Linked DNA regions of Homo sapiens: region 2 is linked to region 1. A link is an interaction called in ENCODE POLR2A ChIA-PET data of the cell type or tissue named here. Cell type or tissue: Panc1. All regions are shown on one strand. Each heading gives the region's core, and the rest is flanking DNA. Links, peaks and the distances in the headings are about the cores only. Region 1 overlaps DENND2B (DENN domain containing 2B). Region 2 has its middle 43 kb from the start of AKIP1.

What was found. ChIA-PET counts read pairs that join two places held together with the same protein. Peaks named below come from ENCODE experiments on the same cell type or tissue, not always from the same donor. Only the 100,000 strongest peaks of a DNase experiment are listed, where the experiment ranks them.
Region 2: POLR2A ChIA-PET joins it to region 1 with 13 read pairs; 11 of 35 experiments call an interaction of 5 or more read pairs at or near these places.

Annotation. Positions count from the first base shown.
Region 1 is chr11:8,791,369-8,806,419 of GRCh38, reverse strand. All of the region lies in intron 1 of DENND2B (DENN domain containing 2B), which reads left to right. The region is part of intron 4 of DENND2B-AS1 (DENND2B antisense RNA 1); the gene reads right to left. Among named protein-coding and RNA genes, the nearest start is that of DENND2B, 12 kb to the left of the region's middle. RefSeq lists enhancers at 1-322, 323-824. In Panc1, for the core only: CTCF peaks have their summits at 10,979, 11,190 and 11,393 (motif pointing right); no DNase peak of the experiment used is centred there.
Region 2 is chr11:8,860,578-8,875,628 of GRCh38, reverse strand. It overlaps a transcript of DENND2B not described here. Among named protein-coding and RNA genes, the nearest start is that of AKIP1, 43 kb to the left of the region's middle. RefSeq lists enhancers at 11,695-12,195, 12,196-12,696. In Panc1, for the core only: CTCF peaks have their summits at 4,875 and 5,076; a DNase peak (open chromatin) is centred at 5,128; H3K4me3 peaks cover 2,066 bases; H3K27ac peaks cover 1,430 bases.

The DNA.
Region 1 (15,051 bases), core at 3,587-11,586:
AAAGAGTGAATTATATGCAGTTAGCGTATGAAGCCTTCTTAACCAAAGCAGACCTATTCCTACAGGCTTGTCACGAAACCACCACAGTTTCTCAAAGCTCCAGACTCTTCCTCTGTGTGACCTGTCATCACCAAAGGGGTTGTGTGTGAGCTGGAGATGGACTGTTGGAAATCACATAGTGGATGGAGGATTATTTGGAACTGGGAAAAAATGAGATAAACTGAGGGTTACGGGAGACAAGATCTGAGGCAGGAGGAAGACTACTGGAAGGAAGCAGGAGTGAGGCACTGGGCAAGGGGCCCTGGGCGGAGGCAGTTCTCAGGAGCAGCAGGTGGTAATCGAGAGAAGGGCTGACCTCGGAGGCCTACACAATTTAGCAGAAGGCCAGACTGCCCCCAGGGAGCTCAGGGTGACAGTGTCGTGCAGGCCCTCAGAAGCACTGGAGGGGGTAGGGGTGGCTGGCATTAGGGTTAACACCTCTGTTTGTTTGTTCTTGGCTCAGAGGTGTCTCTGGTGCCCATCTATGCAGTATTGGTCTGTTCACCCATTTAGTCAGTGAATACGGAGTGTCTGGGCCAAGAGCTGGGGAGGAACGCAGAAGTATCAAGTATGGGCCTTACTCCCATCTATGTCATGTTATAATAGACGTTGTGTTGTAGTTATTTCTTCCCCTCTCTCCCCCACTCTGTCTGTGTGATTAAGAGAGAAGCAGCATAGACCTGCTGCAGTTCTGAGTTTTGATGGTAGGGTTAATGACCATCTCATGCTCTTAGGCTGGGAAAAAGGAGGAGGGTCCAACAGACTGATTTCAAGCACGATTCGAATGAAGGAAGAGAGCCAACTGAAGGACTGGAAGTAGGAGGGTGAGGATTCTAGGCCTGTGTTGAAGCTTCTCTTGACAGTGTCAAAGGATGGTGTATGTGGGAGGGAGTCATAGGAAAGGGGAAATGGGAAAGTTGGAAAAAAACTATCAAGTCAGCTATTTTTAAAACTCTAGTTTTGTTCGAGGAACTGACTTTTGGTGTGCTTGTGACTTGGAACACAGGCTACCTTATGGAGTTCTGACAACTGAGTATTGTAGATGGTTTTAAAATGAACTAGCCTGTGGTGTGTTTGTTCAACTCTCAGTGACTCTTAGGTACTCAGTGAGTGCGTGGTGCTGCCTTAGAGCAATTCTGATGGAACCATTTGCATTTAATATGAGTATCTGACATGCATTGCAGTGCACTGCAGTGATGAACAGCTATAGCTCAGGGGTCTTAGAGGCCTAGCTTTAGAGCCTGACCTTGCTGTGTGACCTTGGGCAGGTTATTTAATCTCTCTGTGCATCAGCCTTCTTTGAGGCATCTGTAGAATGGATGTAATAGTACTTGACTTGATAGAGTTGTGGTAAGGATTAAATGAAATGATACCTGTAAATAGGCCAGTGCCTGGTACATAGTAAATGTCCAATGCTTTCCAGTATATTATTATCAACTTACAGCAGCATTTTGAAGAGAGTGGGCTGGTGTCTCTCAAACAGGTTGATGTTACTACGCTGGGAACAAACCAGATTCTTCTTTTAGAAGTAGCTGCTGGTTGGGCGCAGTGGCTCACGTCTGTAATCCCAGCGCTTTGGGAGGCCGAGGTGGGTGGATCACTTGAGGTCGGTGTTTGAGACCAGCCTGGCCAATATGGTAAAACCCTGTCTCTACTAAAAATACAAAAACTGGCCGGGCATAGTGGTGTGTATCAGTAATCCCAGCTACTCGGGAGGCTGAGGTAGGAGAACAGCTTGAACCTGGGAGGCGGAGGTTGCAGTGAGCTGAGATCGCACCACTGCACTCCAGCCTGGGCGACAGAGCAAGACTTCGTCTCAAAAAAAAAAAAAAAGAAGTAGCTGCTATTTTGCATCTCGTTCATCTTTCTGTCAAGACCCCAGGTAGTCTGGTCTGGGGTCTGTGCAGTCCTGGGTGTGTAATAATACAAGATTTCCTAATAACACAGGATTTCCTCCCCACCTCTCAAAGCTGCTTGTGTTCAGTTCCTGCCACTTGACAGACAGCTCCCCATGTCTTATGGCTGCTGCATCAGGCAGAATGATCAAAGAAAGGGCACAGGGAGCCATGGACAAGGTAGGGAGAGAAAGACAATTGCTTTGGAAAGTCACCAGCAGCCAAGGAGGACTGCCCTTTCAGACCTGGCCTACACGTTAGGAAGGTACTTGAGAGTGTCCTTTAAGAGGAAGGAGTAGGGGCCAATGAGATTTTGAGGACACGGCAGCCGCCCACACTGGAGAGGCCAGAAGTCCTGAGTCTGAGGTAGTCCTTGTCAACCCAGCTTCACAGGTTCAGCTCTTTCCTCCTGCTGTGGGATGCTCACTCCTCACAGACGGGGAGACCCGTCCATCCAGAACTGCTTCTCGCCTGCCCCTTTCCTGCTGGCCAGCCTAGGTGGAGCCCCTGAGGTCTTTCTCAGTGTGGTATTGGAGGCCCTTCACAAGCTGCTCTCAGTGCTCCAGACCCCGGCCTCTGCCTCAGCCCTCCTTACCCCTGCTTCCACAAATACTGCCCTTGTACCCTTCCAGATGCAGCTTAGAGCATAGAATAGGCTTTGCAGCCAGCTCTGAGGGTCCATAGTCTGGTTTTTCCTCTATCTGTGGACCTCTGGTGAGTTCATCTCTGTAAACCTCTGTTTTCATCTGTAAGTTGGGAGTGATAATATTACCCACCTCAAAGGGTTATTGTAAGGTTTCAATGTGTTAATTTATGTAAGGCACTCGACTTAGTTGTAGACACAAATATGCTCTCAATAAATGTTAGCTGCTGCTGTTGTTAATAATCCATCCTTCCTGTGAATTTCTCTGCCTACATATAGCGGTAGAAAGTCCCAGCCAGGTAGTCAGCAGGTCTGGATGTTAGTTCTGGTTCTGTCTCTAATTTGCTGGGTGATCTTGGGGAAGTAACTTGACTTCTCTAGGGTTCAGTCTCCTCTTCCAGAAAGTAGAAGGCATGGATTCAGTGTTCTCATTGACATCCTGACTTGACATTTTTTTTGAGACAGAGTCTCGCTCGGTCGCCCAGGCTGGAGTGCAGTGGCATGATCTTGGCTCACTGCAGCCTCCACCTCCCGGGTTCTAGCGATTCTCCTGCCTCAGCCTCCCCAGTAGCTGGGATTACAGATGTGCGCCACCACACCTGGCTAATTTTTGTATTTTTAGTAGAGACGGGGTTTCACCATGTTGGCCAGGCTGGTGGCCAACTCCTGCCCTCAAGTGATCTGCTTGCCTTGGCCTTCCAAAGTGCTGGGAGTACAGATGTGAGCCACCACACCTGGCCCTGACTTGACTTTTCAAATGTGTATATCTTGTGTTTTCAACTAGATTCCTTGAAGTTGTATGAAATCAAGTATAATATTTTATACTTTTTATTTCCCCAAATGGCTAACATATATAGTTGGTGCTTAAAAAATATTTGAGTAACTTTTCTTTAACCCCATCAACCAGATTCTAGGAAGCATTTTGACTTGGTTCTCAGAACTCGGAGGCTGGAAGCTTGTTCTCCAATGCGTAGGGCAGTACAAGGAGGCCTCAGCCTTTAGTAAGTAAGAAGGTAGGTTTCTCTTGGTGCCCTGGGAAAATTTTGGTTAACAGATGTTTGGGGTACTTATTTGTTTGGCTCTGTAGCCTTAGACCAGGTCTTTGAATAAATATTTCCATCACTGTTTCCTTTTCTCAGTGGCGAAAAATGCCAGTGTTTTCTGAGCAATCCCCTCTCCTTTAGAGTTTAGGGTGAGCCAGTTAGTGCCCAGACGCAAATCTGTGTCTTAGGGGAAGAGCCATCCAATAGGAGAGTAATGTTTAGAGCCTGGGCTCTGGGGTCAGATTGGGTTCAAATTCTGCCTCTGCCACCTAATAGCTCTGTAACCTTGGACAAGTTACTTGTCCGTGCCCTGGTTCCTCTTCCGTAAAATTGAGGCAGTGGTAGCATTATCTCATGGGGCTGTAACAAAGCCTAAATGCCAAATGTAAAGTGCCTAGAATAGTACTTCCTGCCTCCTTGCTGAACAAAATGTTTGCAGTTATTGTTTTGTTTATTATTCTCTTGTAAACCAAGTAGTGTTTAGTTCCTTTTTTTTTTTTCCAGACAGAGTCTCACTGTCGCCCAGGCTGGAGTGCAGTGGCACGATCTCGGCTCACTGCAACTTCCATCTCCTGGGTTCAAGTGATTCTCCTGCCTCAGCCTTCCAAGTAGCTGGGACTACAGGTGTGTACCACCACACCCAGCTAATTTTTGTATTTTTAGTATCGATGGGGTTTCGCCATATTAGCCACGCTGGTCTTGAACTCCTGATCTCAGGTGATACACCTGCCTAGGCCTCCCAAAGTGCTGGGATTATAGGTGTGAGCCACTGCACCCGGCCCTTTTTTTTTTTTTTTTTTTTTTCCCCAAGAGAGGGCCTTACTGTGTCACACAGGCTAGAGTGCAGTGGTGCGATATTGGCTCACTGCAACTTCTGCCTCCCTGGCTCAAGCGATCCTCCCACCTCAGCCTCTGGAGTAACAAATGTGCACCACACCTGGCTGATTTTTATAATTTTTTTTATAGAGATGGGGTTTCTTCATGTTGCCCAGGCTGGTCTCGAACTGAGCTCAAGTGATCCGCCCACCTCGGCTTTCCAAGGTGTTGGGATTACAGACGTGAGCCACTGCACCCAGCCTCAGGAGTGTTTGTTTGTTTCTTTCTTTCTTTTTTTTTTTTTTTTGAGACAAAGTCTTGCCCTGTCACCTAGGCTGGAGTGAAATGGCACGATCTCGGCTCACTGCAACCTCTACCTTCCGGATTCAAGTAATTCTCCTGTCTCAGCCTACCGAGTAGCTGAGATTATAGGTGCATGCTGCCATGCCCAGCTAATTTTTTGTATTTTAGTAGAGACGGGGTTTCACCATGTTACTCAGGCTGGTCTCGAACTCCTGAGCTCAGGCATTCCATCTGCCTCGGCCTCCCAAAGTGCTAGGATTATAGGCGTGAGCCACCACGCCAGGCAGCTGTGTTTATTTCTTTGTGGCTTGTCTGTTGGGTTTGTTCTGCTGAGAAATGCAAGGCCCTATCCCCTTCTTCTGTGTCTTGGGCAGACGGTATCAGCAGAGCAGTGATAAGCGTCCCCCAGTCAGCATATAGATCGGAGCTCCTGTACCTTGCTTTTGTAAAGAAATTATAAACCAGAAGGGGAGTCTGGCTGAATCAAAAGAGCCTCTAGGCTGAGCGGGCCCCTCTCTGAGGAGTAATATGTGTTGTATGAACAACAGGGATAGGGACATGGCAGACCCAGTGTCAAAGAGCAGAATGGGAATTGGGAAGGCTGATGGGAGGGTGAGGGAGATAGACGGCTCTAGATAGTGAAGTGGCAAATGTCTCTGGGCATTTGTGGCTAAGGCAGTAAGAGGCATCAAGGTAAGTTCCTGGTACTTCATCTTCCCAAGAGATAGCCTGATCCCAGCCCCAGGTGAGACTTGCCCCAGCAGTCTCACTCCTCTTTCAGAGGAGTGGTGGATTGGGATGAGGAGGTTCTAATCTGTTTCTAAAGAGAATGAATAGCTCCTTATCTACAAGTGTAAATTATAAAGAGATTTTCTTTTGCAACTTCAGGGAACAGGAACTTTTGCTGCCAAATTTAGCAATGTGTTTTAAGTCCCTCAAATCTTCTTTGAGTGCTACCAAAGCTCTGAGCTTTGTTGTTATCTCTTGTTGAAATACAGCCTGGAAAGGTCATATCAACAGTGCCAATTTATGGGCCTGCTGAGCCCAGACAGGCCTAGGGCAGAATAGGGAGTTCCTAAGAGTAGAGGCTTCACAAATTTTCTCTTTGAGTGAGGGTGTTTACAATGTAAGGTTATTTTTGCTTTAGAAGACCAAACTCTAGATGATGGTCAAACATCCTGTTCTTCAGCTTTTTTACTTCTGCAGGCTTCCACAGGCAGGGGCTCAGATTCGACAGTAGCTCCTTGTAGAACCAGGAGAAGCTTAGCCTCGATGGTGCATAGAGCTCCCAAAACTGTGCCCCGTACTCCTTAGTGGAGGTAAGTTTCCTTGCAGAGTTATGCTGGAATCTCCCTCCCATTTAGTTTATTAGCAATTTGTGACCTAATATGTGTTCTGATGGAGTAATTAAAAGATGGTAAAGGCCGGACACAATGCAATGGCTCACACTTATAATCCTAACACTTTGGGAGGCCAGGGCAGGAGGATTGTTTGAGGCCAGGAGTTTGAAACCAGCCTGGGCAACATAATGAGACCCCCATCTCTACAAAATAAATGAAATTAACCAAGCATGGTAACACATGCCTGTAGTCCCAGCTACTTGGGAGGCTGAGGTGGAATGATTGCTTGAGCCCTGGAGTTCAGGGTTATAGTGAGCTATGATTGTGCCACTGCACTCTAGCCTGGGTGACAGAGCAAGATCCTGTCTCTAAAATAATAATAATAATAATAATAATAATAATAATAATAATAATAATAATAAATACATGGTGAAGACTGAGGACTGTAGACACTACACGTGGAACTTTGTACTCATTTGCAAAGACCTTAGGACAAAAAGGTCTGACTTGTGTGTATATACTTTGCCACTTAGCAAAAAGGAATGCCAGTAGGGAAAGGAAATTAAGGAACTTGAATGACCCCAGCAACTATAAAGGAGTGTGCTCTGGTTTTGGGCACCTGTAGTCCCATCTGCTTAGGAAGCTGAGGCAGGAGGACTGCTTGAGCCCATGAGTTTGAGGCTGTCCTGCGCAATGATCACACCTGTGAATACACACTGCACTCCAGCCTGAGCAACATAGCAAGACACTGTCTCTTAAAAAAAAAAAAAAAAAAAAAAGAGAAAAAGGAGGATGGTACATGAGTGTGAGAAGAAAATAGCTAGGACATGTGAGACAAGCTTGGCAATGGCAGTGACCTTGGTTTGCAGTCTGTGGCTTGGACTCTGGCTGGTATGTTCTGAGAATTGAGGCTTTTGAATCTAGAAAGGAAAGAAAATACTGAAGTTTCTTATGTTCTCTGCCTCTCTCCAACCTCCTGATTGACTTATCCCTTTGGGTTGAAACATAAATGGAACAGGTAGCACTGTCCTTTCCGAGTCCCTGCCTCTCTGCATTTGAGTCATCACTGATGCTCAGGGTTTGCTCTTGGCTTGGCTGTGCTGGGAGAGCCAGTTGTGAAGATATTGGAGGTAAGAAGGGCTATTGGTTTTGTCAACTGAACTCTAATAAGTACCCAGGGGGAAGTGGCAGGGATCCAGGTTAAAAAGAAAGCAACCAGGGCAGGGTGCAATGGCTCAGGCCTGTAATCCCAGCACTTTAGGAGGCTGAAGTGGGTGGATTACTTGAGGTCAGGAGTTCAAGACCAGCCTGGCCAACATGGTGAAACCTTGTCTCTAAATACAAAATTAGCCGGGTGTGGTGGCCGGTGCCTGTAATCCCAGCTACTTGGGAGGCTGAGACAGGAGAATTACTTGAACCTGGGAGGCGGAGTTTGCAGTGAGCTGAGATTGTGCTGTTTCACTCCAGCCTGGGCAACAAGAGTGAAACTCCGTCTAAAAAAAAAAAAAAAAAGCAACCGGAAATTGTTGTTTTATTTAAATCTCATTAAGTGGAAATAGAAAAGCCTTTTTATTTTCTTTCCTACCCCCTCCAGTTGCAGGACCCACAACTGTTTGGTAAACCCAGGTGGGTTTTTTTTCCCTCCATTTAGATGTAGGTGCCTATTCTGCTTATGTGCCCAGATGGGTTTTCAAAGCAGTGATATCCAGACTTCTTTTCATCTGAAAAACACCGAAGGCCAGATGTCTACATGGCCTTGCAGGAAGAAGCTGAGCTTCTTCTGGAAAGCTGTAGAAACAAAAAAAGGCGGTGGAGACTGCAACACCTGTGCCATCCTCCTGGGTCCCTGATAGCCCTTAATGTTTTGTCATTGGGGGGGTTGGGATGGCTTTTATTTTTTGGTGTTCCCCAAAAGTTAATCCTCAGTCTGTTCTCTTTTTAATTTACAATCTTTCCCTGGGATTCCATCTTCTACTGTCACCAGTTAGAGAAAGCGAAGGAGTGAGGGGGAATCTAACTCTGCCTCTCTTGCTTCGGAAACTGAATGTATTTATTCATCCAATAAATATTTATGGAGCATTCCTTCTGTTCTAGGTTTTGTTCTGTATGCCGAGGAGGTAGAGATAACTAAGACATTGAAGTCCTTGTTGTCATGGAGCTTGACGTGTAGTGAGTGGGGAAGCATTTCAGTAAACAAGTAAACAAATCAATAGATGAGATCAAGATAGTGCTGTGAGCTCGGAAGGATATAATGGTGATGTAAAAGAGAGAGTAACAGGGACCTGAGAGGTTAGAGAAGGCCTCTGAGAATGACGTTTGAACTGTGAGCTCAAGGATGAGAAGAAGCCGTTAATGTGCAGATTTGGGGAAAGTTCCTTTCTGGAAAAGGGAACAGCTGTCAAAGCTCCTGAGGTAGGAAAGAGCTTGACATGCAGAAAGGACACCTAGGAAGTCATCATTGTTAGAATGTAGGGAGCAAGGGGGTGTCGGGGTGGAGGATGGTGGCACAACTTGGGATAAGGTATGGAAATTTGAGAGGGAGAGAGAGGAACATTGAATCTGATGGAGAAGAATCAGGAAAAAGAGTAGGGTGCTGGGCATGGTGGCTCATGCCTGTAACCCCCACACTTTGGGAGGCTGAAGCGGGAGGATCGCTGGAACCCAAGAGTTTGAAGCTTCAGTGAGCTATGATCATGGCACTCCAGCCTGGGCAACAGAGCAAGACTCTTTCTCAGAGAAAAGAATAGAAGAGAAGAGACAGAGCAAGACTCTGTCTCAGAGAAGAGAAGAGAAGAGGAAAGGGGGAAAGGGGGAAGGGGGAAGAGGGAAGTGGGAAGAAGGGGGAAGAAAGAAGAGGGAAGAAGGGGAAGAAAGGGGAAGAAGGAGGAAGAAGGGGGAAGAAGGGGGAAGGGGATAAGAATATGAGGAAACAGAAGGGATCTGAAGTGGGCATAGACATACCTGCTTAGCTAAGGAAGTCGAATTAATATAGTCTGCATACTTCTTGGGATCAAGCACTATGTATTTTTAAATTTTCTGCAGATTTTAGGTTAGCGGTAAGACATTAGTGTAATGTTTACTCTGTTCTAAGCATTGTGTTATACTAGGCATTTTTATTTCATTGTTTTAGTAAATCCTTACAATGATCTGTGAGTTAATTTGTTGATGTTGTAACATCTGCAGGGATGTGGAGTAGCTAACTTGCTTAAAATCTAAATCTAAGGCTGTTTGATTCCAAGCATGTGTTCTTGCCACACTTCCACTCTGGTTGGTATATCAAATGCAGCTCTTCTTTGGTTATCTAGAACATCTAATGAGTTTTTTCCTTTGTATCACTATGTGTTATTTATGGTCACATTTTGAATGTTTGCAGAATTGAATGAGTTTTTTTTAGCTTTCTCTGAAAGGGGTACCTGGTTAAATACTGAGAATGCGAGTCCATATAAACAACTGGGGAGGGTGGGGCTGTGGCAAGACTTGGAAGCAGTTAACCTGACTTACATCTCTCCCTCTGGGCAGGAAAAAAATGGCCTTTCTCCTTAACGCTCCATAAGTAGTTAGATGTCTTAGATTGCAATTCCCCCTATTGTATAAGAAGATGGAATTTACTTTTGGAAAAAGTAAGTAATTTGTCAGTAAACTAGTGTTTGTAAATAAACCCTGATTTCCTAGCGTACAGATCTCTTCTAGAGTCTTCAAGTTTGTTGGAAATGTTTGAGAAAAGAAATGTATCAGGCCACAAATTTCACTTCTTGGAAATTGAACATTGACTAGTTTCTATGGGTTGATACTTCTTTTTCTTTTTCGAGATGGATTCTCTGTCACCCAAGCTGGAGTGCAGTGGCATGGTCTTGGCTCACTGCAACCGTTGCCTGCCTGGTTAAAGCCATTCTCCTGCCTCAGCCTCCCATGTAGCTGGGATTACAGGCACACGCCACCATGCTTGGCTAATTTTTGTATTTTTGTAGAGAGGGTTTCACCATGTTGGCCAGGCTGGTCTTGAACTCCTGACCTCAGGTGATCTGCCCACCTTGGCCTCCCAAAGTGCTGGGATTACAGGCGTGAGCCACTGTGTCCGGTCCATACTTCTTTTTTTTTAAAGGTTTGATCCTGTTTGGATTCTATCAGTAGTGAAGGCCCGGGATTCTGAAATGAAAATGTATGCAGTGTTTATAAACTCTCATTCCTTGGTGTTCATGAGATCTGTGGTCAGCCCAATCAGCCTGCTTAGATGGAATAGTTTGTGAAGGGCAGAGCAGGGTGAGACTGAATTTCAGATTTAGCATAGATTGCTAGAAAACAGAGGAATTTCTTTGGTAAGTCACTGGATTTTGCTTTCCTGTCTCCCCTTCCCAGTCTGTTTCAGTAACAGACTTGCTTCTGAAGGAAAGATAATGTAGTTGGGAAAGGTTCCTTTACAGGGTGTTGTTCAGATGGTCTTCATCACTGATTCACAATGAGCAGACATTGAATGGTCATCTGCCATGAGCAGGGACACACAGATGGGTTGGAAGATGAGGCTGGAAAGACTGGCTGAGGTCAGATCTTTAAGGGATTGAACCATCCAGAAAGCGGGGAATCACTTTCCCCAGGAAGCAGGAAGGAAACACATTTGAATATGATTTGTAGAAAAGAAACCTAGGAGACCATGTAGAAGATGGAAATGGAGTGGGAGGAAACTTGCCTATTTTATTGGCTGTAACTGGAGGATGATATTCCAGTCCCTCAAAATTCATTTAGAGCAGAAAGTAAGGGAAGTCTCAGGGTGGGCGGGATCAGAACTCCAGATTGCAGAGCTTTCTAGAGCCCGTAGAGCAGTGGTTTTCAGACTTGACTGTGCACCAAACTCACCTGGAGAGCTTGTTAACCAATTTAGTAGAAATTTTTTAGTAAAAATTTGCATTTTTAACAAGTTTGGAAGTGATGCTGCTACTGTTGGCTGGGAACCCCACTTTGAGAACCACTGCTTAAGAGGCTTGGCAGCTGAGATGCCAATAAGGGTATGAGGGCCAGATGTTAATTGGCTTGCTTTCTTTTACTGACCCAGAATTTCATGTCTACAAAGCTTTACTTTAGATGTTCTTAGGTGGCTTACTCTAAAACATCAACAAAGCCTGGTAAAGGTCCATGCTCTCAATGACTCTTCTCACCAAATCCGTATCACTTCTGGATGAGATTTCCAGGTATGTGCTCGTCTTTAAACAGATGCTTGTCTGATTTTTGGAAAATGCCCATCCTGGGCACTTGATTTCATTAGGATTGGTGGCATTTCTGCCAGGAAAAGCTTCCCCCCGCCAGTCAGCACTACTACTGGCTGGCAGGGCTGTTTCAGGGACAGCCAGCAGGGGCTGCACAGAATGTGTTCTGTTGATTAGCCAAATTTACACAGGACATGCCTGGGAGATTATCTCTTTAGGCCAGGAGTTGAATTTCAAGGGCAAAGTCCACAGTTGGCAGCCGAAAGGCTGAGAACACCTGGAAGAGGGGAAGGATTTCACTTGACTTTCACTTCCCCAGGCCTCAGTGCCTCTTCCCACAGAGGCTGGGTTTTCTCCTTGTTGCTGCCTGAGCAGGTGACCTTGGGATGGTTCCCACAGAGCAGTGTGGCTCCAGGCACTGCCCTTTGCTGTCTACTTCAGCACCTGTGGCTTCAGGTGAGACACTTGCATTAGTCAATGTCAGCTGCCCTGTCCTCCTTGGCATCATCATTTCTTGAATTCTTTTCTGGGCTTGCTTCTTTCTTTGCGGGGAAGGCCTTCATTTTCCTTCATAGTCCATGACTCGCAGGTTTTCCCCGAGCTCTCCTTTTCTTACCTTCCTTCATTAGTTCAGTACAACTGTAGAATTCTGTTTCAATGTAGGAAGGGAGACGGCTACCCATACATAGCCTGAGACAACCCACCTGGGGCTCCTGTAGCCTCAGTGCTGTCCCCGGGGTGGAAGGACCACGTGGGTGGGTCCACACAGCTGTCGTCTATTTTGCGGATGCTCACTGGGAACTTGGATTCAGTCCTAGGTGCCTGGGAGTTGAGAGGTGAGAATACAGAGTGCTCAGGGTGGCAGAGTGGGGACTGGGACTCAGGTCTTCTCACCTCTGCCCATTTAGGGCCTTGCTGTGTATGTAACACTGAAACTGTGTTTCACATTAGCAGGCAGGCATCAAACCGTCTATCTGGCTAACTTTTGTTTAAGACATTTTTTAAAATAACAAAAGCAACACCAGGTGTTCTAAAAACTTTTGCAAAATGGGGAATACGTAAGGCAGAATATGAGCATCTTCTATAAACCCATGCCCCAGAAAAATAGTTATTGTTAACAGTTGGGTAGCACTGGGTTTTTTATTTATTTATATTTTTTATTTATATATTTAAACTAACATCCTTGAGCCATAAAGATTCTTTAAATGATGCATTTTTATGTACATTTAGTTTTACACGAAAAGTTTATGCTCTTAATTTAAAAAAATGGAAAGTAAGAAGTGTTGGTGAGAATGTAGAGAAGTTAGAATCCTCATACATTGTTAGTGGGAGTGTTAGCGGTGCAGCTGCTGTGGGAAAGTTTGATTATTCCCCAAAAAGCCCCAAATTGCCATATGACCCAGCAATTCCACTCCTAGGTATATGCCCAAAATAATTGAAAACAAGGACTCAGATTCTTGCATGCCAGTGTTCATTGCAGCATTATTCACAGCAGCGAGAAGGTGGAAACAACCCAAATGTTCACTGACTGACGAATAAACAAAATGTACAAACAATGTGCAAAGAAAATGTATAAACACAGTAATACAGACTGTGGACTATTCTTCAGCTGTGAAAGGAAGGAAGTTCTGATGCATACTACAATGTAGATAAACCTTGAAAATGCTGCCCTAACTGAAATAAGCCGTATATAAAAGCACAAATATTTTGTGATTCTGCTTATATAAAATATCTAGAAAAGGCAAATTCATAGAGACAGGAAAATAGATTAGAGGTAAACCAGGAGCTTGGGGAGAGGGGAGAATGGGGAGTTATTGCTTAATCATTGCGGAGTTACTGTTTGGAGAAGTTTGGGAAATAGTGGTAATGGTTGCACAACATTGTGAACATAGTTAATGCCACTGAATTGTACACTTTTAAATGGGGAATTTTATATACTTTACTGCAATTAAAAAATGGAAAGAAAAGATTATACTGTACTGAAAAACATATCACTTGTAATTTACCTAGGATATTTTTCTACCTCAGTATGTGCTTTTAAGGAGCAGCATTGCATTTCTTCAGAGGGATGTATCATAATTTATTTAACCAAGCCCCTTTTGACGGACAATTGAATTGTTTCTCAGTTGTTCCTGTTATATGCAGTACTGTAATGAACAGCAGTATCCAGCTGTCTTTGCCCATGTGTCCTAGTACTTGTATTTTATTTCCTTAGGCAGAATTCCTAGAAGGAAAGATTTGCTGATCAAAGGGTGTGCTCATTATAAATGTTAAATTGCCAAACTGCCTTCCAAAGAGGTTGCATCAGTGTACTTCTCATCAGCAGGGTATGGAGGTGCCTCTTTCCACTGCGCCCTGGCCCAACACAGGTGTTATACATTTTTTTACTCTTCGCCAATCTGATAGGTGAAAAAGGATTTCTTATTGTTACTTTATTTAGGATGTCTTCAGTTATTAATGAAATTAGCATCTTTTTATCTTTCTGGTAGTTGATTTTATTCCTTTGTAAATTTTCTGCTCAAATACATTGTTAATTTTTCTCTTTGGTCACTATTTTATCTTGTAGACTTGTGAGAGCTTTTACATACATACGGCATTAGGACTCTTTGCCATATGTGTTGCTGATAATTTTTCCCCCAATAAAAATTTTTTTTGACTTTGTTTATGCTAATTATTTGCCTTTCACATGTTTTACATTTTTATTTAGGCAAATATTTTCCTTCAAGGTGCTTCCCCTCATCTCGCTTCTCGGCTGTGGAGTTGAATTTTCTGTCATACTTGGAAAAATCTTCTTCACTTGTCAGAATCACAAAAAAAAATTTATTCATGTTTTCTTTTAGTGTTTTCTTGGTTCCAGTTTTTACATTTAAACTGTAATTAATTTTGCTGTAAGGAGAGAAGTAGTAACTAAATTTTCTTTATTTGTGTGTGTGTGTGTGAGATAGCGTCTCACTCTGTTGCCCAGGCTGGAGTGCAATGGTACGATCTCAGCTTACTGCAACCTCTGCCTCCCGGATTCAAGCAATTCTCCTGCCTCAGCCTCCCAAGTAGCTGGGATTACAGGCACCCACCATCATGCCCAGCTAATTTTTGTATTTTTGTAGAGACGGGGTTTCACCATGTTTGCCAGGCTGGTCTTGAACTCCTTGACCTCAGGTGATCCACGCGCCTTGGCCTCCCAAAGTGCTGGGATTACAGGCATGAGCCACCATGCCCAGCAGGAATTACATTTTGTTGATAAGAAAACCTAAGATAACCTTTTTTTCTATTAAATTTTTTCTTTACTAAAAATTTGTGAACTTCTTTTCACTTAAGGATGTACCATAACAATTAAAAACATTTTCTGTGACATTAAAGAAATATTCCTTTTTTTTTTTGAGATAGGGTCTTGCTCTGTAGCCCAGGCTGGAGTGCAGTGGCATGATCTCAGCTCATGCAACCTCCTCCTCCCAGGTTCAAATGATTCTCATGCCTCAGCCTCCCAAGTAGGTGGGACTACAGGCACATGCCACCATACCCGGCTAATTTTTTGTATTTTTAGTAGAGATGGGGTTTCACTAGTTGCCCAGGCTGGTCTTGAACTCCTGACCTTGAGCGATCCGCCTGCCTCGGCCTCCCAAATTGCTGGGATTACAAGGTGTGAGCCACTGTGCCTGGCTTAAAAGAATATTTCTGATTAAGTTTACAAAAAAAAAGCCTTTAGTGAGAGAGGCAGATTAAAAATTTCACCCAAGTCTTCTGATTCCTAATCCTGTTTTTTGTTTGTTTTCTCTT
Region 2 (15,051 bases), core at 549-8,548, 72 kb before region 1:
AGTGAGACTCCTATCTCTATAGAATAGAGATTTTTAAAAATCTCTATTTTAAAAGATTAGCCATGTGTTGTGGTATGTGCTTGTAGTCCCAGCCACTGGGGAGGCTAAGGTGGGAGGCTGCAGTGAGCTCTGATTGTGCCACTGCACTCCAGCCTGGGCAACAGAGACTCTTTCTCAAAAAAAATAAGAATAGTAAAATTAAAAAAAAAAATCACAGTGTCAAAAATTTTTGCATGCAAATTTTGGTTTCTGGGCTTCCTACTCAGTGCAATTTAGAAAATTTAGTAGTTTTTTTTTTTTTTCTTTGAGACTGAGTCTCACTCTGTAGCCCAGGCTGGAGTGCAGTGGCGCGATCTGGGCTCACTGCAAGCTCTGCCTCCTGGATTCACGCCATTCTCCTGCCTCAGCCTCCCAAGTAGCTGGGACTACAGGTGCCCACCACCACGCCCGGCTAATTTTTTGTATCTTTAGTAGAGACGAGGTTTCACCGTCTTAGCCAGGATGGTCTCCATCTCCTGACCTTGTGATCTGCCCTCCTCGGCCTCCCAAAGTGCTGGGATTACTGGCATGAGCCACGGCGCCCGGCCTAGAACACTTAAAGTCATCTAGGCTAACCACCTTTCCCAGTTGTCTGCTTTAGAGAAAACTGGTTGTTTGGATCATGAAGCATAAATAAGGCCCCACAGCCCCAATACCTTTTCTTTGAGACAGGGTCTCACTTTGCCGCCCAGGCTGAAGTGCAGTGGTGCAATCATAATTCACTGGAGCCAGGACCTCCTGGGCTCAAGCAATCCTCCCACCTCAATGTCTTGAGTAGCTGGGACTAGAGGTGTACATAAACCACCATGCTCAGCTAATTTTTTTTTTTTTTTAAAGACTGGGGTCTCACTATGTTGCTCAGGCTGGTCTCAAACTCGTGAGCTCAAGAGGTCCTCCTGCCTTGACTTCCCAAAATAATGGCATTATAGGAATGAGCCACTGAACCCAACCCTCACTGCCCCTTTAATGAATACATATAATATTACAGGCAGAGTACCTAGGAAGAAATCATTGTTTCGTGAGTGCTAGACCTGCAAACCTGAAAATCTTCCTAGAAAATCTTAACCCTTCTGTCCTTCAAAGGAAAAAACAAAACATGCCAAAGCAAAATCCATGAACCAGAAAACCCAGACAACTCACCATGCTTAAGTGCAGGATTTAAAATAGCAAAAGGAAGTAAAGCTCATCTTTGTGATGTCAAGTTCTATTTTGGTATATAACAAAGTAGTTGAATTATAAGGCTCTCAAGGTTAAAATATTAAACAGACCCTTAGCTACAAGATGTGTTGCCAGGCATCTGTATGGAATATAACCATGTAATCAGGGCATATTGTACTTCTCTGCACAAAGAGAACCAAAGCTACTGCTTCTAAAGATTAGGAAACTTTCATTAGACTGACAGAAGACCGTACAGAGGAAATGGCTTGCGGGTGGAGGAGACGTATGAGAGAGGATGAAAGGAACAGTATTCATAACTATCCAAATTAGAGCCAGGATGTTTATGCTCAAATCTTGTCTTGGCTCTGTGTTGATGGGACTGAATAATGGAACATGGGAAAGTATATCTCAGACCCCTAAATTAGGCAGTAAATTTACCAAATTCCTCCTACAAGCGCTTCCTATTTTCAGCAGTCTCTGCACATTTCTCAATATATGCTGTGATTAAAGTCCAAAGCTGGCTAATGCTAATGATCCCTTCCTCTTTTTTGTTGCTAGTATCCTTCCATGGCGATTTCATTCTGTTGTTTATAAGTCACATGTCTCTACAACAGGATTGTAACCTTATGAGGAGTGTTTTTATTTATCTTTCATTTATTCAGACAGCATATATTTACTGTGCGCTTATTTCATGCTGGGCACTGTGCTAGGCAGATAGGATGTAATTATTAGCAAGACAGGCTAGGTTGCTGTCCTCAAAGAGCTTGCCATCTCTTATACATAGTCGACCTTGTTTGTCAAGTGATGTGAACATTACGTTAACGCAAATTACTAAATTACTACTATTTAAAATATAGCATTAACACCATTTCTGATGTCAGTGTCTCTAATAAATATTTGGCCAGTATTAAGATGAACTAATAGTCACATATATGAAGTTTAGACTCAAGGCTATATTTAGACTATATTTAGACAATTTAAGGGATGTTAACTTTTCTTTCTGAGAGAGCAGATCTAATGAAGTTTTTTTCCTAAGAATTAAAACAGTTCCATGCATAACTTACAATGGAATTGGCCAACAAAAAGAACAAGTATTTATATCTAATTATTGCCCTCTTACATTGCTTCAGCACATATAAGAGGCAGCAGCAGCAGCTGCCAATGATGAAAATAATTATTGTCCTGGGTCTGATTAGAGAAAATCTTGATGCTGTCTGTTGAGTTGTCTTTCCTTAGAGATGTTACAAGAAAAACGGGACTTTAGTAGTAGAGGTTCTAATAGTTTTGAAAGTGGGAGACTTAAGAACCTCCTTACAGAGCTCAGAGAGCTGCAGGTAGAATTTACCTGGAGGCTGGCTAAATTCTGTGGCTTGCCTTTACATTCATGAGTTCTCTTGTTCCACGTTTGGGGCAGAACCATCCTAATTTGAGATTGGAGAGATTGGAAAAGACTGGAGAGGGCTAAGTTCATCCAAATATGGCCCAGGTCTCCTGAGGTGTTCAAGCACTTCAGTGAACTAGAGTAGAAACTCACTTAGATTGTGAGTTTGGAGAAAAACTTGTTCTGATTAAAGTAAAACTGTTCTGATTTTTGGAGTAAAACCTGTGCTGATTTTTGGCCTTTGTGTTTTCAATGTGCCTCAACAACAGCTGAAATCTTGGGCTTTCCTAATGTAGAAGCAACTCAACGAGGAATTGATTTATTTTTCATGCGCAGACTGCATCACACCGCATATAAGGCCTTCTGCTAGAAAGGCCAAACTGTCCTTTGGCCTCAGTATTTTGGAGACAAAGAGTTAATACTAGTAATTCCTGTGTAATATCCTTTTTTGGCAAAGGAACAGTAGACTTTATCAGTTTGGTTCTTGCCATTACTTGTGTTCGATCTTGACCAAGTTAAATTATTTCCAGGATGTATCTTTTTTTTTCTTTTTTTTTTTTTTTTTAGACGGAGTCTCACTCTGTTGCCCAGGCTGGAATGCAGTGGTGCGATCTTGGCTTACTGCAATCTCTGCCTCCTGGGTTCAAGGGATTCTCCTGCCTCAAGGCTCCCTAGTAGCTGAGATTACAGGCGCCTGCCACCACTCCTGCTAACTTTCGTATTTTTAGTAGAGATGGGGTTTCACCATGTTGGCCAGGCTGGTCTTGAACTCTTGACCTGAAGTGATCCGCCCACCTTGGCCTCCAAAGTGCTGGGATTACAGGCCTGAGCCACCGCGCCCGGCCTCAGGATGTATCTTAAACTCATTATTTTTGATGCTTGCCCTGCAGCTGAGTAAATACCTCTTTAGGATATGTGACAATTGAACTGGCTTGGATTTTGGAACATGTCCTGGCCTTGGAGCCTGCTTATGTTCATACACACTGGTTCCTTAGAAATGTAAATTTGTAAAGTCAATGTAAAACTGAAACTTCAAAAGTCAATTTTCATTGCTGCTGTTGTGCATTTCTATTATCAAATTTTATTTACAGTGATTTACGTGAGTAAAAAATGGATTACACGATTTCCTAACATCTCACTAAGTATGGGTTTGGATCTTAAGTAATTTACATTTTTCTTTTCCAAGTTGATTGTTATACTGGGCTAATGATTTCCTTCAAATTCCACTAATAAATCACAGATTCTCAGTGCTGTTATTCCATTGCTTTATTATTAAATGGCACCCTTTTCTAGTTTTTGTTTTTGCAAACCAGTGGAGTATTTAAAGTAAAATTTCAGAATCCCTTTTGGAGCTTTCGGTTGAGACCAGGCTCCTTGGAACCCTAGTGCTTTGGGAGTTCTGCTGCTGCTGCAGTACCAAAAGTAGCTTCTTTGAATTTCATTTGGGTTTTGTAGGGCTCCCCCGAGGCCCGAGAACTGGGAGAAGGGAAAGAGCTCATCGGTTTGTTTGAAGGCCGGCGGGCGGTGCAGGCAGCTTTTCCCAGACTCTCCCAGCTCCGGCTTTTCACGCATACCAGAAGAGCCGCTTTTTTCCTCCAGTGATTGAAACCATCTGGACTCCAGGGGGGTCACGTGTGTATGAGAAAATGACATAAAGTTTCAGACCCCGTTGTGCTTTGCTCCAGACCCAGACAACTCTTGGTCGGATGGTGAGGAGGTGAGGGCCGTCCAGTTTGGGGGCCAACTTCTCCTCCCTGCTGCCCCCGGCCCCCGCCTCCCTCACCCCTGTCCCCCACCCTCCCTCGCACACTCTCGGCGCGGCTTTCTCGCTGCCTCCGGCGCCTCCGAGCGCTCCCCTCCGCCGGGCTCCAGCAGCCCACCCTCTCTGTCTTGGGTGGAGGCGCACATCCTCCACGCCCCCTCCACTCAAATCTGCGCTCCCTCCCCTCTCTCTCCCTGCAGCCCGGCCGCAGCCCGGGGCGCGGATGCCTGCCCGCCGCCCGCCCTCTCTGCAGGAGCGGCTCCTCCTCCGGGCCGCGCGGCTCCCGGCGAGACCCCATCCAGGCGCCGCGCCCGGCCCGGCTGGGGAACGCAGAGGTAAGCGCCTCCGGGCCGGGTGGCCCCGGTTCCCGCGTGCGCGCCCGGTCCCGCCCCTGCCCTCCCAGCCCTTTTCCCTCTGCTCCCGACTCCCGGCCCCGGCAGCGGTGTCCAGCTCCGTGAGTACGCGCGTGGGGGCCGCCGCAGGCGCAGAGGAGCGGGGCTGGTGGGGTCCGCCCTCCCGGGCGGTCAGTAGCCGCCGGCTCTGCTTTCCGGCCCGGCGGGGGCCGCGCGGTTGGGGGTGGGGAACCTCGCGGCCAGAGTCCGGCGGTGAAGAGCTGCCTGGTGCCGAGCGGAGACCCGATCTCGGGACGTCCTGGGAGCTGGCTCTGCGCACCGCCTTGCCTCTCGGTGGCGGCATTCGAGCTCCTACCTGGAGCTGTTGCAGCTTGTATGCAGGCTCCTTGAAGAACGCGCGCGCGCGCGCGCACACACACACACACATACACACGCACAACACACACAGACACACGGAACTCAAACAAAGGAAAATTAACTTTGCATGCTATTACTGCAACAAGTTAAACTATGTTTATTTGTGGATGGTTCACTTTTTGCCCTTGTGCAGACACGCACTAAGTATTAAAGGGTCCACACTCTAGTCAACGTTTATGGCACGTTATCCAATAATTTAGTAACTGAGTAGAGTTCAAGAGACAATGTTTTCAAGTGTTTCTAAAGAGGGCTTATTGCATTTTCCTGGGATCTTTATATGAAAGTAGTTGATGATTAATATGAATAAAATAACTTCTTCATTAAGTGAGAAAATTTGCCTTAGTACAGCCTTAGTCCAGCTCTTGCTTTTATTACCAACCAGGTGTTTCTGCTGTTTGGATAGCAGGGTCTTGGGAATGGCAAAGAGGTCATTATCCCATCTGCAAGACTGTTTTCAGCTACCTCTTAGCTGCACACACTGCAACTGGCCATTTTGGGATGGGGCCACAGGGTTAAAACCCAAAGGGCTGCATTGTTTTGTTTTAATATTTTTCAGAAGGTGAATCCCTTAATTGATTTTTTTTTGCCAGAATTAGGGGTTTCTAAAAGGTTAGACGTAATCTGGGGTCCAGAAAGCTAATCCAAGATAGAGACTGAATTGTTCACAGCCTATCTCCCTTGCTGAATTAAGGACCGCACAAGGCCAGAACTCAAGAAGAGCCTGTTGAATGCATGAAGTGAAGGCTTCTTAAATTCTGCTGGTCTGGCAGAGAGTTCCTAGGTGACTAACATAGATGTAACCCTCCTTTTTATTTATCTGGCATATATTTTTTATTTAAAAAATTTTTTTCTTTTTTTTTTTCGAGACGGAGTCTCTCTCTGTCCCTGGAGTGCAGTGGCGCAATCTCGGCTCACTGCAACCCCCGCCTCCTGGGTTCAAGCAATTCTCCTGCCTCAGCCTCCCGAGTAGCTGGGATTATAGGCGCCTGCCACTACGTCTGGCTAATTTTTGTATTTTTAGTAGAGATGGGGTTCCCCATGTTGGCCAGGCTGGTCTCAAAGTCCTGATTTGAGGTGATCCACCCGCCTGGGCCTCCCAAAGTGCTGGAATTACAGGCGTGAGCCACTGGGCCCAGGCTATCTGGCAAATATTACCTTTGGAAAAACTCCCCAAGATAGGGGGAAGAAAAATTGTTCAAGTGTATGTATGGGAAATGTTATCCCCTAATTGGGCCAGAAGGGCACCCATTTTGGTAGACAACTCCAAGGCAACTCTTACCTTAAAAGTATTTTTTTACTGAACGCTTAGATTGGATTGGCTTGGTAATTAGGGAAATCCTTGGTCTTGAGTTTGTGGACTCCTTGGGGAAAGAGAAGTGACATTTGAGTGAAGGATAATTTCAGATCAATTGGCTTAGAACAGGAATGTCCAATCTTTTGGCTTCCCGGGGTCACACTGGAAGAAGAATCGCCTGGGGCCGCATGTAAAATACACTGACTCTAAGGATAGCTGATGAGCTTAAAATAAATCGCATAAAAAATCATAATATTTTTAAAAGTTTACGAATTTGTGTTGGGCCACACTCAGAGCCGTCCTGGGCGGCCCATGGGCCGCAGGTTGGACAAACTTGGCTTAGAATCTAAGAATTATAAAGCTCAAGGAGAAAATGATTCTGAGGCAGGGCGGTTTCATAGAAGAGGGGAGAGCCTTGAAGCAAAGTATGCTTCTGAAACTGGTGGAGAGTTGCTGGGGAAAGCTTTCAAGAGAATGGAGAGCAGACCATTTGGACTGGACCTAGAGAGAAAAGTAATAGCATCTGCTCTATGCCACCTGCCAGCTCTCTCTTTCATCCTTCAGTGTTGTGACATAGGTATTGTTGCTCTTGTTTTAAAGATGAGGGAATTCTTGTTTTTAAAAAGACAAGATCAAAAAGATACGTAACTGGCTTGGGATGACACAAGTGGTAAAGTGGCAGAGCTGGAATTCCAATGCCTGGCTCTCAGACTAACATGGGTGCTTTCACAGCTGCCTTCTCCAAAGAGCAGTGGGAGGTCCAGTGGAAGCCGAACTGTGGTCAGGTTGAATTCTGGCTCAAGGGCTGGAACTTTATCCTGTAGACATTGTTTAGGTTTTAAAGATTTTTGAGAAAAGGAGCTATGGGTAAAGCAGTGATTTTAGAAGATTAAGGTGACATCTATGTACAGGAATGTGACATGCTCATCACAAGTCATGTGCAAGTCATAATTCCTAATGAGGAGGTTCAAAAAGGAAATGTAGCCAGGATATCTGGGTGTTTCAATTCCTGTCTCACTTACTGTACCCTGCAGCGAGTAGCTTGGTTCACTGGGTAAAGAGCTAGTTGGAGTGACCACGGGGCTGCTCTGGATCAGAAAAGAGCTGAATCTTACCAGGCATACGCTGAAATGGAATGTGTATGTGGATCAATGCCACTGCTGGTTTGTCCTTTATGTTCCCCCATGTTTCGCAATGCTTTGGTTTTTTCTTTCATGACTACCCTGAGAGGTAGATCAATGTTGTAATTTGTTTAAAAGCTTTTCCTCGCCCTAAACATCTTAGGTAAGTTGATGTGCCTTTTCCTCTCATATTCTCTTATTTCTTAAAAATGCTGAATTTTGGCCAGGTGCTGTGGCTCACACCTGTAATCCCAGCATTTTGGGAGGCAGAGGCAGGCAGATTGCTTGAGCTCAGGAGTTGGAGACCAGCCTGGGCAACATGGTGAAACCCTGTCTCTACAAAAAATACAAAAATTAATCATGCATGTTGGCATGTGCCTGTGGTCCCAACTATTCAGGAGGCTAAGGTGGGAGGATCGATCACTTGAGCCCAGGAGGTTGAGGCTGCAGTAAGCCATGATCATGCCACTGCACTGCAGCCTGAGTGACAGAGTGAGACCCTGTCTCAAAAAAAAAAAAAAAAAAAAAAAGCTGAATTTTAAAACTTGGTACTAGTAAGGTAAAAGTGAATTTAGATTACCTTTCTTAATTATGAGAAAGATTAACATAAAATATACATTTATTTCACTTTGTGTTATGGAGGAAAAACAGGAGGCCTTTGTAGAGTTCCTGCGTGGGGATTTAGAAGGGATAGGAAAGCCAGGATTTAGAGATGTGCAAAGGTCTTCCTACCCCTCCACATTTCTTACCAGTTAATCGTATTGTTCATGTATACAGCTTATGGAGCTTATAAGGACATTGGACACCCACATTTATAGCCAGGCCCTTTGATTCTCGGCAGATAATGGGCTCAGGAAGGGCAGCAGTGGGTGGAGACATTTTACTAGAATTAGTCTGCCGCTTTGAATACAATCTGGATTTCTTGCTATTTCTTGTGCAACCTGTACGCCGTTTCCTCTGAACTTGCTAGTGCTCTGGAGACTTGGTTGTTTGGCCAAGGAATATCCCCTAGCAGGAGGGCTCACTAAGGAGGGGCAGCTTGACAGGCAGAAAAGTGATGTTTGTCAACTAAAGAAGTTTTCTTTTAATTAATGTTAGAGTCACCCATGGTTTTTTGTCAAATAAAAAATGCGAAATCAAAATATGATCTCGGTTCTCCACACCCATTTTTACCTTTAAGAGCCTCTCACACCTTGGAGAGCTTGCCTTACTGAATGGGGTTTTGATAGGTGAAATTATCACCAGGACCTCTACATGGGTCAGGATATGACTCAGTTTGGGTTTTGGACCTCTGAGGAATGTGACCCCTCTTAGTGTAGGGGATTTGGAGTACAAAAACCTGGGTTAAAGTTCCAGCTTTGCCATTTATTCAGAAGTTCCTGGAATTTGATGTTTGAGAGATCTCTGAGCTCAGTTTTCCTAGTTCTTCTAGATCAGGGTAATCCCTTAGGGCCAGATAGAGGTGGTCACACCCTGATTAGCACCTTGGTTCCTTCTCCCAGTTTGTATTTTGTGTCACCTGAAAGTCATTTTATTTTCTCTGTAGCCTCTGGTTATAGGTTATGTGGTCATTCCTCCAGAGAATGGCAAAGCTCATTGTTGGTTGGGGATCATTTGGTATGTCTTCCCGGGAGAATGCTCTTGAACCTAGTTTTGAGAGTTGGGGCCTCAAGAAGAGACTTTGGCAATGCCCTTATTTAAATGTTAGAAATGTTTGGTTGCATTTTTGATGCATTGCTTACATAGTTAATGTTTTTGTATTTGGTACTTGTCATTTTAATAATTTATTAAACAGGTGATTTAGGTTTTCTAAGATAGCTAAGAGCTTAGAAAAATAGGACTGCAGGTCGGGTGCGGTGGCTCACGCCTGTAATCCCAGCACTTTGGGAGGCCGAGGCAGGCGGATCACAAGGTCAGGAGGTCGAGACCATCCTGGCTAACACGGTGAAACCCCGTCTCTACTAAAAATACAAAAAATTAGCTGGGCGTGGTGGCGGGCACCTGTAGTCCCAGCTGCTGGGGAGGCTGAGGCAGGAGAATGGCGTGAACCCGGGAGGCGGAGGTTGCAGTGAGCCGAGATCGCGCCACTGCACTCCAGCCTGGGCGACAGAGCGAGACTCCGTCTCAAAATAAAAGAAAAAAAAAGAAAAAGAAAAATAGGGCTGCAATATCCTCTTTAAAAATAGTCTAAATTATTTTTTAGTGGGGATGGCATTTGGACAATTCCCCAGGACTGGAATATCCCTTTGATACTCAGATGTAATCTCCTAGTATGGTAGAACTTTGACTATTTTGACCTCCTCCACCTCCAAATATCCTTAAATCTTTCTGAAGAGATTTAATCTCTCTTAAAGAGATCTCACAATTTCCCTGGGAAACACTTTCTAAGGAAGGTTTCCAGATTGATGATCACAGATTATCTCCTTGTAGTTAGCTTTTCTTTTAATGTTTCCTACTTTTACTGTTTTCCTGTCCCTCTTCAATGCACACATGTTCACAGAGTGAACAAATTGTCTTTCCTGGACTCCAAAGGCAGCTACCAAATGTACAGACTGTCCCATCTGTACCCATCCTTTCCTTCCCTTCCTCTGGCTAAACAAGCTGAGCTTTCTCTGTTTTCCTTAACAAGTCTCTCTTTTTAGACCTATGATTATACTTGTTGCTTTGTGTTTTGTTTTATGCAGGAAGTTCATATCAGATATGTTGGCAATTAGAGCTTTCAAACTGGAAGGAGCCTTTTGGAGTAAAATATATATATTTTTTTCTATCAGCATAAGTAATTGTGGAATATATGTAAACTCTGGAGATGATCTTTTAAAAAAATTACCATCAAAAGAATTTTACTCAAGTCCTTTAAGGGCTTAAGAAGAATCCAGCCTTTGCGAGATTGCACTAAAAGTAACAGATTAGCCCAATTAAGGCCTATCTAGAAGTCTGGGAATCATTTGTTTAAACTGGAATTTAGGATCTCCATGCAAATATGATAGAAATAATCTGCTTAACCCTTTGTTAGTAGCATTAGAAATAAGCCCCTTTTTATGGGACTCTTAATGATAAAAGGTCATAGTAATTAGAATATGCTGGGAATTTGTCCCTGTTTGTTAATGTTTTGGAAACTCCTTTGAGTAGGCAGGGGTCACTTTGGGTGGCTTTTTTCTTTCTTTGATGTGAAGTTGGGATCTTGGATGTAAATTTAGCCAAGGACAAGTTTGAATTTAGATTTTTTAAATTTTTTCCGTCTTGTTCCATTCTTCCTTTTGGAGGCGGCTAACTAGAGTGGGGTAAAAAGTGCCTTTAATCAGAGTCAGTGTCCTGAGACTGTCAGACACTGGTCTCTGGGAAGTGCTCTGTATCACTATCATTTATATACTTTTCCTTTCTTGTGTCCTATAGTTTTTGAATATCTCCTGCGGAAAAAGCACTGGGGTGTGTACGGGCATCTGTTTATTCTCTTATTACCTTTCTTCAGTGAATATGCTTAATGTTAGGGGTTTGATGAATCAATGAGTGGATGAAGTTAAGAAATTAGATGGAGGCCAGGCCTGGTGGCTAACACCTGTAATCCCAGCACTTTGGGAGGCCAAATTGGGAGGATTGCTTGAAGCCAGGAGTTTGAGACCTGCCTGGGCAACACAGTGAGACTCTGTCCTTATGAAAAAAATACAAAAATTAGCCGAGCGTGGCGGTGCGTGTCTGTGGTCCCAGCTAAACGGTGGGCTGAGATGGGAGGATTGCTTGATCCTGGGAGGTCAAGGCTGTAGGGAGCCGAGATTGTGTCACTACACTCCAGCCTGAGCAACAGAGTGAGCCCCTGAGTGAAAATAACAACAACAACAAAAGAAATTGGATGGGAAATTAGTTTTGGATATGAGTGTTGGGTACCTCCTGATCCAAATATTGCTGTTGGGAAGCAACTGTTTTTACAACACTCTGGTCTCTGGAAGCTGAGATGACCTCTGTTAAGGCTCATCATGTGGGGATATATTTTCTAGTGAGTAAACAGGGCCTAGTCAGTTATTTTTTCTATTAGTCATGTTGGATTACATTTACTGTTGCCGGGAACTCTAGTTAGCATAATATCCCCTTGAATTAGGAAGTGCCACTCAATAGCTGTCTTTCTCCAGGACTGCCTGGAGAAGCTTTTCTTGAAAGTCTGGTCTTGCCTCTTGAGCCAGGGATGAGTGCATTCTAAGTACTTAGACCCAAAAGGCTTCTTCTACTGGGTCCAAGTCCCAGGGGAATGGAAATTCTCTTGAAAATAGTATAATTGTATGGGAGGGGAATCAAAGCTTTGTACTTTTCAGTAGTCACTCGAATCTGTACATAGATACCTGGAGATAAAGAAAACCCAACTTGCAAATGAGTATTTGGTGCTGTGGGTTAACATGGAAAAATGGCACTTAAGGTCAAAGTATATTAATTGAATCCTTCTTGTCCAGTTAATCAGCAATATCAGTTGTGAGGATTCCGTTTTGCTATTTTTCCCCCATTTGTACATTGACAGGTCACTCTTTTGAATTAGAATAGCACTCAGGACCACAGTGTTTGCATAGGAAGTGGCGTAAGAGGCAGGCCGGGCGCAGTGGCTGACGCCTGTAATCCCAGCACTTTAGGAGGCCGAGGCGAGCGGATCTCAAGGTCAGGAGATAGAGACCATCCTGGCTAATATGGTGAAACCCCTTCTCTACTAAAAATACAAAAAAATTAGCCAGGCGTGGCAGCGTGTGCCTGTAGTCCCAGCTGCTGGGGAGGCTGAGAGGTGGAGCTTGCAGTGAGCCGAGATCGTGCCACTGCACTCCAGCCTGGGTGACAGAGCAAGACTCGGTCTCAAAAAAAAAAAAAAAAAGAAAGTGGCGTTAAGAGTCATGGGGCGTGGGTAGAGGCCACTTTATATCTTGTTTCAGAGGGCCATTTAAAATTTTTTTTAATTAATTAATTTACTTACTTATTTTTAGAGACGGGGTCCCCCTATGTTGCCCAGACAGGTCTCGAACTCCCAGGCTCAAGCAATCCTCCCACTTTTGCCTCCCAAAATGGTAGGTTTAAAGATGGACCATTTTTAAAACCTCCATGAGTAGCTCAGTGATCAGAATTAGCTAGAAATAGCTCTGCCAAAAGGTATTGGCAAAATAACATCTAGCAGCCTTTGTCTATTTCAGGTTAGGTTTGTTCAAGAAAACCAATTTGGGAGCAGTATGATGTGCCCAGCTCTGTCTACATTTGAGTCGCCTACATAGTTCCCATGTATTTGTCACTATTTCTGGTCCCTGGAGGGCTGGGGTAGATCTCAGGATATGAGGCTCAGACTTGGTTGAAGCCACATCAAGAGCTGTGGTCCTGGTGGGTCAGCGTTATTTTCTGCGGCTTATCACCCAGGCTAGGCGTGTGGGAGCATGGGTGGGTAGGACAGGGAAGAAAAACAGAAGACCAGATAGTTCTGTGGAAACTGAATAAATAAGTGAAAAAGTTGGCCAGGCACTGTGGCACTCACCTGTAATCCCAGCACTCTGGGAGCCCATGGCAGGTGGATCTCTTGAGCTCAGGAGTTTGAGACCAGCCTGGGCAACATGGTAAACCCCTATCTCTACAAAAATTAGAAAAATTAGCCAGGCACAGTGGCACACACCTGTGGTCCTAGCTACTCAGGAGGCTGAGATGGGAGGATCACCTGAGGTGATCACCCGAGGTTGAGATTGCAGTGAGTCGAGACTGTGGCACTGACCTCCAGCCTGGATGACAGAGTGAGACCCTGTCTCAAAAAAAAAAAAAAAAAAAAAAAAAGAGTGAAAAAGTTAATCTTTTTCCCCTCACTGACTTGGACCTTTGTTCTGTTGGAAACCCTTATCACTTGAGGTCATTTTATTTATGTATTTATTTTTAAATGTTTCATTATTATTATATTTTAAAAATATGTATTTTTTATTTCAATAGCTTTTGTGGTACAAGTGGTTTTTGATTATATGGATGAATTGTGTCTGAAATTTTAGTGTGCCAGTCACCTGAGTAGTGTACATGGTACCCAATATGTAGTCTTTGTAACCCTTCATCTCCCCTCCCTCCCTCCCTTCCTCCCCCTTCTGTGTCTCCATAATCCATTATACCACTCGATATGCCTTTGCATACCCATAGCTTAGCTCCCACCTATAAGTGAGAACATACAGTATTTGGTTTTGCATTCCTGTGTTACTTCACTTAGAATAATGGCCTCCAGCTCCATCCAAGTTGCTGCAAAAGACATTATTTCATTCTTTTTTTATGGCTGAGTAGTATTCCATGGTGTATACATACCACATTTTTTAATCACTCATTGGTTGATGGGCACTTAGGTTGGTTCCGTATCTTTACTGTTGTGAATTGTGCTGCGATAAACATATTTGTGCAAGTATCTTTTTGATATAATGACTCATCCTTTGAGTAGATACCCAGTAGTGCAATTGCTGGATTGAATGGTAGATCTATTTTTAGTTATTTGAGAAATCTCCATACTGTTTTCCATAGAGGTTGTACTAATTTATATTCCCACCAGCAGTGTATAAGCATTTGCTTTTCACCACATCCATGTCAAGATCTATTGTTTTTTGACTTTTTAGTAATGGCTAGTCTGGCTGGAGTAAGGTAGAGTATTTCATTGTGGTTTTAATTTGCATCTCCCTGATGATTTGTTATGTTGAGCATTTTTTTCATATATTTCGTGGCTATTTGTATATCTTCTTTTCAGAAATGTTTATTCATATCATTTGCTCGGTTTTTGATGGGAGTGTTTTTTTCTTGCTGAATTATTTGAGTTCCTTGCAGATTCTAGGTATTTGTTGTTTGTCAGATGCATAATTTGCAAATATTTTCTCCCATTCTGCGGGTTGTCTGTTTAATGGTTATTTCTTTTGCTGTGCAGAAGCCTTTTAGTTTAATTAGTTCCCATTTATTTATTTATTTTTGTTGTTACATTCGCTTTTGGGGTCTTAGTCATAAATTCTTTGTCTCACCCAATGTCCAGAAGAGTTTTTCCTAAGTTTTCTTTTAGAATTTTTATGGTTTCATGTCTTAGATCTAAATCTTTGATCCATCTCGAGTTAATTTTTGTATATGGTGAGTGATAGGGATCCAGTTTCATTCTTCTGCGTGTGGCTAGCCAGTTTTCCCAGCACCATTTATTGAATAGGGTATCTTTTCCCAGTTTATGTTTTTGTTTGCTTTGTTGAAGGTTAGTTGGTTGTAAGTATTTGGCTTATTTCTGGGTTCTCTATTCTGTTTCACTGGTCTGTGTATCTACATTTATACCAGTACCATTGCTGTTTTGTTACTATAGCCTTGCAGTATAAGTCAGGTAACGTGATGTCTACAGATTTCTTCTTTTTGCTCAGGATTGCTTTGGCTATTTGGGCTCCTTTTTGGTTCCATATGAATTTTAGAATTGTTTTTTCTAATATTTTCGAAAATGATGTTAGTATTTGGATAGGAATTGCATTGAATCTGTAGATTGCTTTGGGTAGTATGCTCATTTTCATGATATTGATTCTTTGATTTCA